2 separate regions of the Homo sapiens genome follow, and region 1 is linked to region 2. The links are chromatin contacts, found by Hi-C or POLR2A ChIA-PET in ENCODE. All regions are on one chromosome and are shown on one strand. The core of a region is the stretch at or near the end of the contact, and the rest is flanking DNA. Distances in the headings are between cores, read along the strand shown. Region 1 overlaps LINC02732 (long intergenic non-protein coding RNA 2732). Region 2 has its middle 17 kb from the start of LINC02732.

Region 1 (5,027 bases), core at 2,484-4,983, 36 kb after region 2:
AAAATATGTATAGAGTATGATCCTAGGAAGGAAATTGTTGAAGCCTTTGATTTCTTATCCAACTCTAACCCTTCCTATTTCCCTCTCTTCATTTTTCCAATACAGTTATATAAATTGCTTACTTGTCCAGGCGCAGTGGCTCATGCCTGTAATCCCAGCACTTTGGGAGGCCGAGGTGGGCGGATCACGAGGTCAGGAGATCAAGACCATCCTGGCTAACGTGGTGAAACCCTGTCTCTACTAAAAATACAAAAATTAGCTGGGCATGGTGGCATGCACCTGTAGTCCCAGCCACCCAGGGGACTGAGGCAGGAGAATTGCTTGAACCCAGGAGGCGGAGGTTGCAGTGAGCCGAGATTGTGCCACTGCACTCCAGCCTGGGCAACAGAGTGAGACTCCATCTCAAAAAAAAAAAAAAAAACAACTTAGTTAAGCCAAAAGTCAGTGTTTACATTTTTGTCACTATTAAATATTATTCACCACTGAACCAAATAGGATCTTGTCATCATATCTTCTTTCTTGTATAACCTTCTGCTTTTTCTGACATTAGTAATTGCTAATCCCCTTCATCACTGGCCAAATTGCTTAGTTTTCTACATACAATTACTATTTTTTTCTGTTCAAAGGATACTGGAGATTTGGCAAACTTTTGGTAATCCTTTTCCTCCAAATTCCCAAACACATTAAATAATTATTAAAGGTTGGGCATGGTGGCTTATGCCTGTAATCCCAGCACATTGGGAGGCCAAGGCAAGAGGACTGCATGAAGCCAGGAGTTCTAGAGCAGCGTGGGCAACATAAGGAGACCCCTCTACAAAAAATAAAAGCAAAAATAAGTTGGGTGTGGTGGTATGTGCCTCTAGTCCTAGTTACCTGGGAGGCTGAGGTGGGGGGATCACTTGAGCCCATGAGTTCCAGCCCATAGCAGTGGGCTATGATTGTGCCACTGCACCTCAGCATGGGTTGACAGAGACCTTGTCTCTAAAAATATATTATTATTATAATAATAATTAACAGTTATGTTTTTCTCCCTAGATAGCTCCCTTTTGTTCTTTCACAGCCTTCTGCCTTTGGGATGGCTGCTTGCTAGGTGTAATAGATGTTTTATTAGCAAGATATTTTCTCTCAGAATTTTGAGGGCATTGCCCTGTTGTCTTCTGGCATTTTGTATTGCTATTGAAAAGGCTGATGCCAGTCAGATTGCTGATCCATAAGGCAATATGTGACCTGGTTTTTCATTCTGGAAGTTTTTAGTATCTTTTCTTTATTTCCAGTATTCTAAAATTTTAAAATTAATTGCCTTAGAGAGTGTGGCAGAGACGGGTATTAGACCATCAAAAAAATGTCCTTCTTCCTTGGTGCAGAGTGGTTTAGAGGAAGCCTGTGCCTGGCACTGCTCAGCATTTCCCAGCCCCATTGCATTCAGGAAGAACCTTGTGACTGGTTCTTTCTAACAGAAGGAGTGTGAGCTGAACTGATGTGTGTCAGCTGAGGTGGTGGTGGTGGGGTCAAGGGCAGGGACTGGAGTGGAGGGCATGACAAGAAGGGATGCAGCTAGTTCAGGAAGACCAGTGTCAGAGGAGTCAGGGCCCAGGGATCCAAGGTCCATGTTAATGTTTCCACTCTATCCCCAGTGCCAGCCCTGCACCCCACTCCTGCCCCTGCTTGGTGCTCAATGACCCTGTGTCTGGCTTCTCTGGGGAGAACTGACTCTGTCTTATTCACTTCCCTTTCTCCAGGCTCTCAGGTAATTTTCTCTACTCTGATAAGTAAGTTGCTTCTCATTCTTTCCTTTTCCATCTTCCAAACACTTATTGAAATCCTTTTCTGTTATTCTCTTTATCTTTATGAATTTTATCGTTTTACTTCCCTTAACCGTCATTGTGATGGCTTGGGGAGTGTATTAGGTTCCAAGGGCTGCTGTGACACATTACCACAAAATTAGGGGCTTAACACAACAGAAATTTATTCTTTCACAGTTCTGGGGTCCAGAAATCTAAACTCAGTTTCATTAGGCCTAAATCAAGGTGTTGGCAGGGCCTCTTTCGGCTTCTGGTGGCTGCTGGCATTCCTTGGCTTGTGACTCCATCACTCCAGTTTCTGCATGATCACAATTTCCTCCTCCTCTTCTGTTGGTACCAAATCTCCTTCAGCCTCTCTCCTATAAGGACACTTGTGATTGTATTTAGGGCCCACCCAGATAATTCAGGATAACCATCCAAAGATCCTTGACTTAATTACATCTGCCACGTACTTGCCACATAAAGTAACATTCACAGATTCTGGAGATTAGGATGTAGACACATCTTTGGGAGCCATTATTTAGCCTACGACAGGGAGAGAAGATGAAAGCATATGGTCAGTCTACAATATTTAATGGGGGTTCTTTCCGTGTTTTCCTCTAGTGCCTTGCAATTTCCTTTTAGCATTTCAATCTTTGATCTAATTGGAATCTATTTCAGAATGGAGCTTCCTTGTTATCCCAAATGCCAATTTTTAATTTTATTATTTTATTTTATTTTTTTGAGATGGAATCTTGCTCTGTCACCCAGGCTGGGGTACGGTGGCACAATCTCAGCTCACTGCAACATCCACTTCCCGGGTTCAAGTGATTCTCCTGCCTTAGCCTCCTGAGTAGCGGAGATTACAGATGCCCACATCCAAGGTGGCTAATTTTTTTTTCTTTTTTGTATTTTCAGTAGAGATGGGGTTTTGCCATGTTGGCCAGGCTGGTCTTGAATTCCTGACCTCAAGTGATCCGCCCATCTCGGCCTCCCAAAGTGCTGGGAGTACAGACATGAGCCACCATGCCCGGTTGCCAATTTTAAAATATTTTGTCTTTTCTCCCTGGATATGAAATAAAAGTGATTAGGTCTTAAGATAAAAAAATTAAAACACATTTATTTTCCTGTAACATGCAAAAATGCAAAAAAAAAAAAAAAGAAAGTAAAATAAAATAGATATAATTTTGGAGAAATTGCCTTTGCTCACTGTGGATTCTGGAGGGTGTGAGTGATGGACAGGTCCATCTGTGCATGGAGAATGGAAAGCCCCTTCTCCAGGATCACCCTTTACCTTAGGAGAACACCTCAGCTCCAGGCACCAAGCAGGAGTATCATAGGCACTTAGCTTTACTCCTATAGACAAATAAGAGTGGGGAGACTATGTGGTAAGGAATGATACCCTTACACTCTTTCCAGCCCTTCCCAGTCTTACAAGGAGTGACACACTTGGTGGCCTTCAAGCCTGTCACTGCAATTCATGCAGTGGGTGGTAAGAGGACAAAGCACGCTAGGTCCCTGATCCGACCTCCCAGGGATGACAGGTCTGGCTACTCCTCAAACTGAACCTGAAAGAATGCAAATGGTTCAAGTTTTCACCCTGATTCTGGCACACCCCGAGGCAAAAATAGCCATTTGCCTTCATACGAGCTTCTGTGTAGGCTGTGAATAAGGAGGTTTCTATCTCAGCTTTCTTTTTGCTCATTTAAAGACAACTGAGAGTACGACAGGGTAATTGTTTTGTTTTAAAGCACTGTAATTTAGTTCCTTTCTGGACCTTCTATGTATGAGTCATTTTCTGTAGCAGTACTAAGAGATGCAAATAGAAAAACATTATTTCTGAAAGCTTGAGATTTCAAGCTGGGCCTTTTATTCACATTCTCTTGCTAGTTTTAGTTTTACTTGTGACATTCATGTTATTAGAAGAATGACACAATTTCAATCACATTTTTGTCCCATGTACTAATGTAGCAAACAATTTCACAACCTTCCCTTTCTTTTACATGTGAGTCATTATCATTTGGTTTTGTTCTCCTTTACTCCTGAACTCACTATCTCCTGATCACATGTATACACATTTCTCTGATATCCTAGATCTTTATGGGTGATCAAGATTTTTGTATATTCTGTTTTGTTGCTTTCATACCCGCTAGTATCCTTTTTAAGTTTGACTCTTTTATACTTTGGGAGATGCCAAACAAATACTTCAGGAGAAAGGAGGCAGTGTGTTGAAAGGAAGTTGACAAAGCAAGAAGAAAAGAAGAAGAAGATATAAGGAGGAAACGTAGTGGCTCTTAAACAAAGATCTTGCATCTTTTCCTTCTTTAATTTTTTTTTTTTTTTTTTTTTTTTTTGGTTTGAGACAGAGTGTCACTCTGTCATCCAGGCTGGAGTACGGTGGTGCAACCTTGGCTCACTGCAACCTCCACCTGCTGGGTTCAAGCGATTCTCCTGCTTCAGCCTCCTGAGTAGCTGGGACTACAGGCGCAGGTTACCACGCCTGGCTAATTTTTGTATTTTTAGTGGAGGTGGGTTTCACCATGTGGGCCAGGCTGGTCTCGAACTCCTGACCTCAAATGATCCACCCACCTCGGCCTCCCAAAGTGCTGGGATTACAAAACAGAATTGCTTGAACCCAGGAGGGAGAGGTTGCAGTGAGCTGAGATGGCGCCACTGCACTCTAGCCTGGGCAACAGAGCGAGACTCCATCTCAAAAACAAACAAACAAACAAACCAAACCCAACTTTGAACCCAGAATCAGAAAGCAGATTTAATTTGGAACTCTATAGAATGTCTGCACATGAACAGATGCCATAGCCGTAACAAAAATTAGGGCCACAGCCACTTTTCTTGCATCTCCTCCTTCCTCCTTTTTTCTTTGGCTTTCTTGTATAAACCTTAGCATAAGGCATGGTTGCTTGGTTTACAAAATATTTGTTTATGAAAGTTGCAAAGGTGAGAAGAGGGATTTCAGAATCAGAAAGACTGGGTTTCAAATTTTGGCTTTGCTCTGTGACCTTTGGCAAATTATATAACTTCATTAAGCTTCAGCTTTTCCCTAGTAAATATTTGACTGATGAGAGGTAAATGAGAAAATGTGTATAAAAATCTTAGTATAGTGCTTAGCATTTCAAGCAACCCAGAATATCAACTAATTTGTTAAATGAATATTTCTTGAATATTTACTGTATGCTGAACTGTCTGCCAGGTTGAGGCTGCTGTGGTGAATTGGACAGGAAAGATTCC
Region 2 (5,264 bases), core at 1,638-4,137:
TCATGAGAGACCATTGGCGCTCCCTTCGAGGCATCATTGCCTTTTTGTCATATTGTGCTTCTTGGTGGCGGTTCGAAGAATAAATGCTGGCCAGGCATGGTGGCTCACACCTGTGATCCTAGCACTTTGGGCAGCCGAGGCGGGAGGATCACTTGAGCCTGAGAGTTCAAGACCAGTCTAAGCAAAACAGTGAAACTCTATCTCTACAAAAAATATTAAAAAAAAAAAATCAGCTGGGTGTGGTGCCATGCACCTGTAGTCAGCTACTTGGGAGGCTGAAATGGTAGGATTGCTTGAGCCCCAGGAGGTTAAGACTGCAGTGAGCCAAGGTAGGTCACACCATTGCACTCTAGCCTGGGCAACAAAGCAGACGCTGTCTCTAAAAAGAAAAAAGGGCTTGGCGTGGTGGCTCATGTCTATGATCTCAGCACTTTGAGAAGCCAAGGTGGGAGGATTCCTTGAGCCCAGAAGTTTGAGGTCAGCCTGGGCAACAGAGTGACACCCTGTCTCTACAAAAAATTAAAAATTAGCCATGCATGGTGGCGCATTCCTGGAGTCCCAGCTGCTTGGGAGGCTGAAGTAGGAAGATACTTGAGCCCAGGAGGTTGACACTGCATGATCACCCTACTGCACTCCGGCTGAGCAGCAGAGTAAGATCCTGTCTCAAAGGAAGCAAAATTAATAAAAAGAAAAAAGAAAATAAAAACAAATGCCATAAATTTGGAAAGAGTGTTGAAATATCTAAGTTGCTAAAGGTCTAAAAGTAGATTCTCAGACTTTCAGGACTCTTAAAATGCTCCTGATCTGTTTAACTAAATTTTAGTTAGTTTAATACTTAGGCCCTTTCTAAGGAATTTGGTACCAACATATAACTAGGCTATATGAAGGTCTAATTGAAGGTCTATGTGAAGATTGAAGGTCTAATCAATACAGACCACCAAATCCATGTTTTGAATCATTTTTATAGTTAGTGGCAGTACAAAAGGGTTGTAAAATTTGAACTTTATATAAATACTTGAATATAAATATTGTGAACATATATACAGGTGTAAAAATATAAAAACATTTTCCTAAAGAGGAAAAATGGTCAACTGTGCATTAAGCCATTTTAATATGTGTTTACATTGAAAAAGAGACATTTTGATATCAGTTTGTATCTTCTATGAAGCCTGTTCTAGAGTCTTTTGGATGATGTACTGGTTTTTGGATGATGTAATCGTTTTTCTTGTATAGCCTTAGGAAAATTTTTCATTAACTCTAGAAAGAAACAGACTGTTCCATACTTGGATCTATGTTAAAAAAATGAAGAGCTGTGGCATAAATGAAGGTAAATATAATTTCCTCATTTTTAACCGCCCTGAAAGATAACTGATTTCCTTTTTTTTATTTTTCAGACGGAGTCTCACTCAGTCATCCAGGCTGGAGTGCAGTGGCACAATCTCAGCTCGCTACAACCTCTGCCTCCCGGGTTCGAAGTGATTCTCCTGCCTCAGCCTCCTGAGTGGTTGGGATTACAGGCATGGCCTACCATGCTCTGCTTTTTTTTTGAGACAGAGTTTTGCTCTTGTTGCCCAAGGAGTGCAATGGCATGATCTCGGCTCACTGCAACCTCCGCCTCTCAGGTTCAAGCAATTCTCCTGCCTCAGGCTCCCGAGTAGCTGGAATTACAGGCACGTACCACCACGCCCGGCTAATTTTGTATTTTTAGTAGAGATGGGGTTTCTCCATGTTGGTCAGGCTGTTCTTGAACTCCTGAACTCAGGGGATTGGCCTGCCTCAGCCTCCCAACATGCTGGGATTACAGGTGTGAGCTACTGCGCCTGGCCTATTTTTTTTTTTTTTTGTCTTTAGTAGAGACGGGGTTTCACCATGTTGGCCAGGCTGGTCTCGAACTCCTGACCTCGTGATCCTCCCGCCTTGGCCTCCCAAAGTGCTGGGATCACAGGCATGAGCCACGGTGCCCGGCCTAAAGATAACTGATTTTCTTAAACAAAGTCAATCGTATAAATGCATTTGTTTTTATAGCATATATGAAAGTGTTCATGGAAAGGGATACCGATCCAGACCCCATTCTTTCTTGCATGGACCTCATGCAAGAAAGAATTCAGGGCCAGGCGCGGTGGCTCATGCCTGTAATCCCAGCACTTTGGGAGGCCGAAGCGGGCGGATCACAAGGTCAGGAGATGGAGACCATCCTGGCTAACAGGGTGAAACCCCGTCTCTACTGAAAATACAGAAAATTAGCCGGGCGTGGTGGCACGAGCCTGTAGTCCCAGCTACCTGGGGGGGCTGAGGCAGGAGAATGGCGTGAACCTGGCAGGCGGAGCTTTCAGTGAGCCGAGATCCCGCCACTGCACTCCAGCCTGGGCGACAGAGCCAGACTCCGTCTCAAAAAAAAAAAAAAAAAAAAAAAAAGAAAAAAGAAAAGAGAAAGAATTCAAGGTGACCCCATAGAGTAAAGTGAAAGCAAGTTTATTAAGAAAGTAAAGAAACAAAAGAATGGCTCTTCCATAGGCAGAGCAGCAGCATAGGCTGCTCAACTAATTACACTTAACAGTTGTTTCTTTATTATATGCTAAACAAGGAGTGAGTTATTCATGAGTTTTCCAGGAAAGAGGTGGGCAATCCCCGGAGCTGAGGGTTTCTCCCCTTTTTACACCACACAGGGTAACTTCCTGACGTTGCCATGGCATTTGTAAACTGTCATGGTGCTGCTGGGAGTGTCTCTTAGCATGCTAATGCCTTATAATTAGAGTATAATGAACAGTCAGAATGACCAGAGGTCACTTTCGGCACCATCTTGGTTTTAGTGGGATTTGGCCAGCTTCTTTATCACATGCTGTTTTATCAGCAAGGTCTTTGTGACCTATATCTTGTGCTGACCTCCTGTCTTATCCTGTGACGAAGAATGACTAACCTCTTGGGAATGCAGCCTAGTAGGTTTCAGCCTTATTTTACCCAGCCCCTGTTCACTATGGAGTCACTGTGATTCCAATGCCTCTGACAGAAGTAAAATATATGATAACATAACACAGAGGCTGAAAGGCCTATACTGTTACAAGGTTCTCATGCAACACATGAAGTGGTATAATATTATTTGAAGATAGACTGTGATGGATTAAAGATGTATATTTTAAACCCTAGGTTAAGCACTAAAAATGTATGTGAATGAAGTACAAATAGTGAGCCAATAATAAAGATGAAATGGACTCATTAAAAATACCCAAATAATCCAAAACAATATAGAAATAGAGGAAAGAGGAATCACAGAACCAAAAAGAAAAAAAAAACTACAAAAAATTAAGGCTGAGCACAGTGGCTCATGCCTGTAATCCCAACAATTTGGGAGGCTGAGGTGGGAGGATCACTGATGCCAGGGTTTGAGACCAACTTCAGCAACATAGGAAAATCCCATCTCTACCAAAAACAAAAACAAGTAAAAGAATCAAAGAACAGATGGAATAAATGGAAAATGACTACGAGATGGAAGATTTTAATTCAACCATATCAATAATTACAAAATAGTCTAAATGTACCAATTAAAAGACAGAAATTATCATTTGGGTAAAACTCAAGATTGAATTTTTTAAAAAAGCTCAAGAATATACTGTCTACAAGAAACCCATTTCAAATGTCAAGATATAACTAGGTTAAAAAAAACTAGCCTAATCCCCTGTTTATTAGCATCAACAAAACGTCTAATATTAGGCATTGCTGCCATCTCTTCTCCACCCACAATTAGACTGCACAAAAATATAAGAGCCTCCAAAGTAAACAGGAGACCTAGTCCTTGATCTCCATAGTAGCCAGAGTTTCACTTGCTCCTTCCATTACTATACGATGCCATTTTCACTTCCTCCTCATTTGTCTTTGAGCTTTGTTGCATTGGGTAGGAAGAGAAACGTTCTTTTTTTTTTTTTTTTGAGATGGAGTTTCCCTCTTGTTGCCCAGGCTGGAGTGCAATGGCACAATCTCGGCTCACTGCAGCCTCCACCTCCAGGGGTTCAAAGCAATTCTCCTGCCTCAGCCTCCCGAGTAGCTGGGATTACAGTCGCCCGCCACCATGCCCGGCTAAGTTTGTATTTTTAGTAGAGACGGGGTTTCTACATGTTGGTCAGGCTGGTCTTGAACTCCCAACCTCAGGTGATCCACCCACCTCGGCCTCCCAAAATGTTGGGATTACAGGCGTGAGCCACTGTGCCTGGCCTGAGAAACGTTCTTTACAATGGTCTCTTCTACTGACCACAGGCTCAGCTACAGGGAACCCTACCTTTATTACCAGGGCTACAGCGCTTGGTGACATAGATAACACCCATCTGAGGTCCTACCTTTTCACAGCTCCACTATTTGTAGAATATAATAGTTCTCCATCCTTCCCAGTCTCAAAACTCTTAGATAATTCAGCTCTATCCTGCTCTTAGCCTCAATGGAAAAACAAAAGTGTCTTAACTTTTCAGTGGTGATCAAGAAGCCCCAGCCTTCAGCTTAAAAAGCTCTGGCTTTTCCCTTTAAAGGGGACTGCTCTGTGGTGGTAAGGAAGTGCCTGTGCATCAGTTAGACTTGCATTCACAGGCAAATAACAGAAAAACCACCTGTAGTCCCTTGACCACATAGAGGTTTAATTTTCTTCACTGAAGTCTGTCTGTATCAGATAGCTGCTGACCTTGGTTCTACAATTTGGTGATGTCAGAGTCCATGTATCTGTGCTTGTCCTGACTTTTCTCTCATGGGTACAAGATGACACTGTAGATTCAGCCATCAATTCTGCATTCAAGAGAAAAGGAAGTGGGTGAAGGAGAACACAGACCTTATGTGTTCTTTCTTCAGCGAAGCAGAAGTTTTTCCGAACCTGATCTTCCTTGATCATGTTAAATGAAAAACCTCAGTTGCATTAAATTTAAAAGAGCTTAATTGGACAATGAACGATTTGCATATTGGGCAGCCTCCTGAGCCAGAGTAAGCTCAGATACTCCAGTGCAGCCATGTGGTGGAAGAAGATTTTTGGATAGAAAAAGGCAAGTGATATACAAAAAATGGAAGTGAGGTATAAAAATAGCTGGATTGGTTACAGTTTGGCATTTGCCTTATTAGAACACAGTTTGAATGCTCAGCAGTGTATGAGTGGTTGAAGAATGGCTGCTGGGATTGTCTGAGACTCAGCTCTTATTACAGACACATACTCCTAAATTAGGTTTTCAATCTTATCTACCTACTAAGTTAGGTTACTGTCCATTCACAAGGGCTCAAATATGGAAGCACAGAGT

Evidence for each region. A loop is a pair of places that touch in the nucleus more often than their neighbours do. ChIA-PET counts read pairs that join two places held with the same protein, here RNA polymerase II (POLR2A). Pooled maps may share reads with other maps.
Region 1: a loop to region 2 is called in a pooled map, with 4 times the contacts of the local background. The contact joins two enhancer-like sites. A Hi-C loop is called at or near these places in 3 of 168 maps with a recorded cell type or tissue (GM12878, endothelial cell of umbilical vein and naive thymus-derived CD4-positive, alpha-beta T cell), 30 of 37 single-sample maps with no recorded cell type and 15 of 50 pooled maps. POLR2A ChIA-PET finds 5 or more read pairs at or near these places in 12 of 52 experiments (Caco-2, GM10248, GM12878 and 7 more).

Annotation. Positions count from the first base shown.
Region 1 is chr11:110,369,843-110,374,869 of GRCh38, forward strand. All of the region lies in intron 2 of LINC02732 (long intergenic non-protein coding RNA 2732), which reads left to right. LOC107984385 (a long non-coding RNA gene) reads right to left here. Exons shown (of 2, transcript XR_007062885.1): 2 at 1,942-2,327. Among named protein-coding and RNA genes, the nearest start is that of LINC02732, 17 kb to the left of the region's middle. Within about 2 kb of position 3,734, at least 3 of the 41 ENCODE cell types and tissues checked have a DNase peak (open chromatin) inside an H3K27ac peak, as active enhancers do.
Region 2 is chr11:110,335,049-110,340,312 of GRCh38, forward strand. No RefSeq gene overlaps it. Among named protein-coding and RNA genes, the nearest start is that of LINC02732, 17 kb to the right of the region's middle. Within about 2 kb of position 2,888, at least 2 of the 41 ENCODE cell types and tissues checked have a DNase peak (open chromatin) inside an H3K27ac peak, as active enhancers do.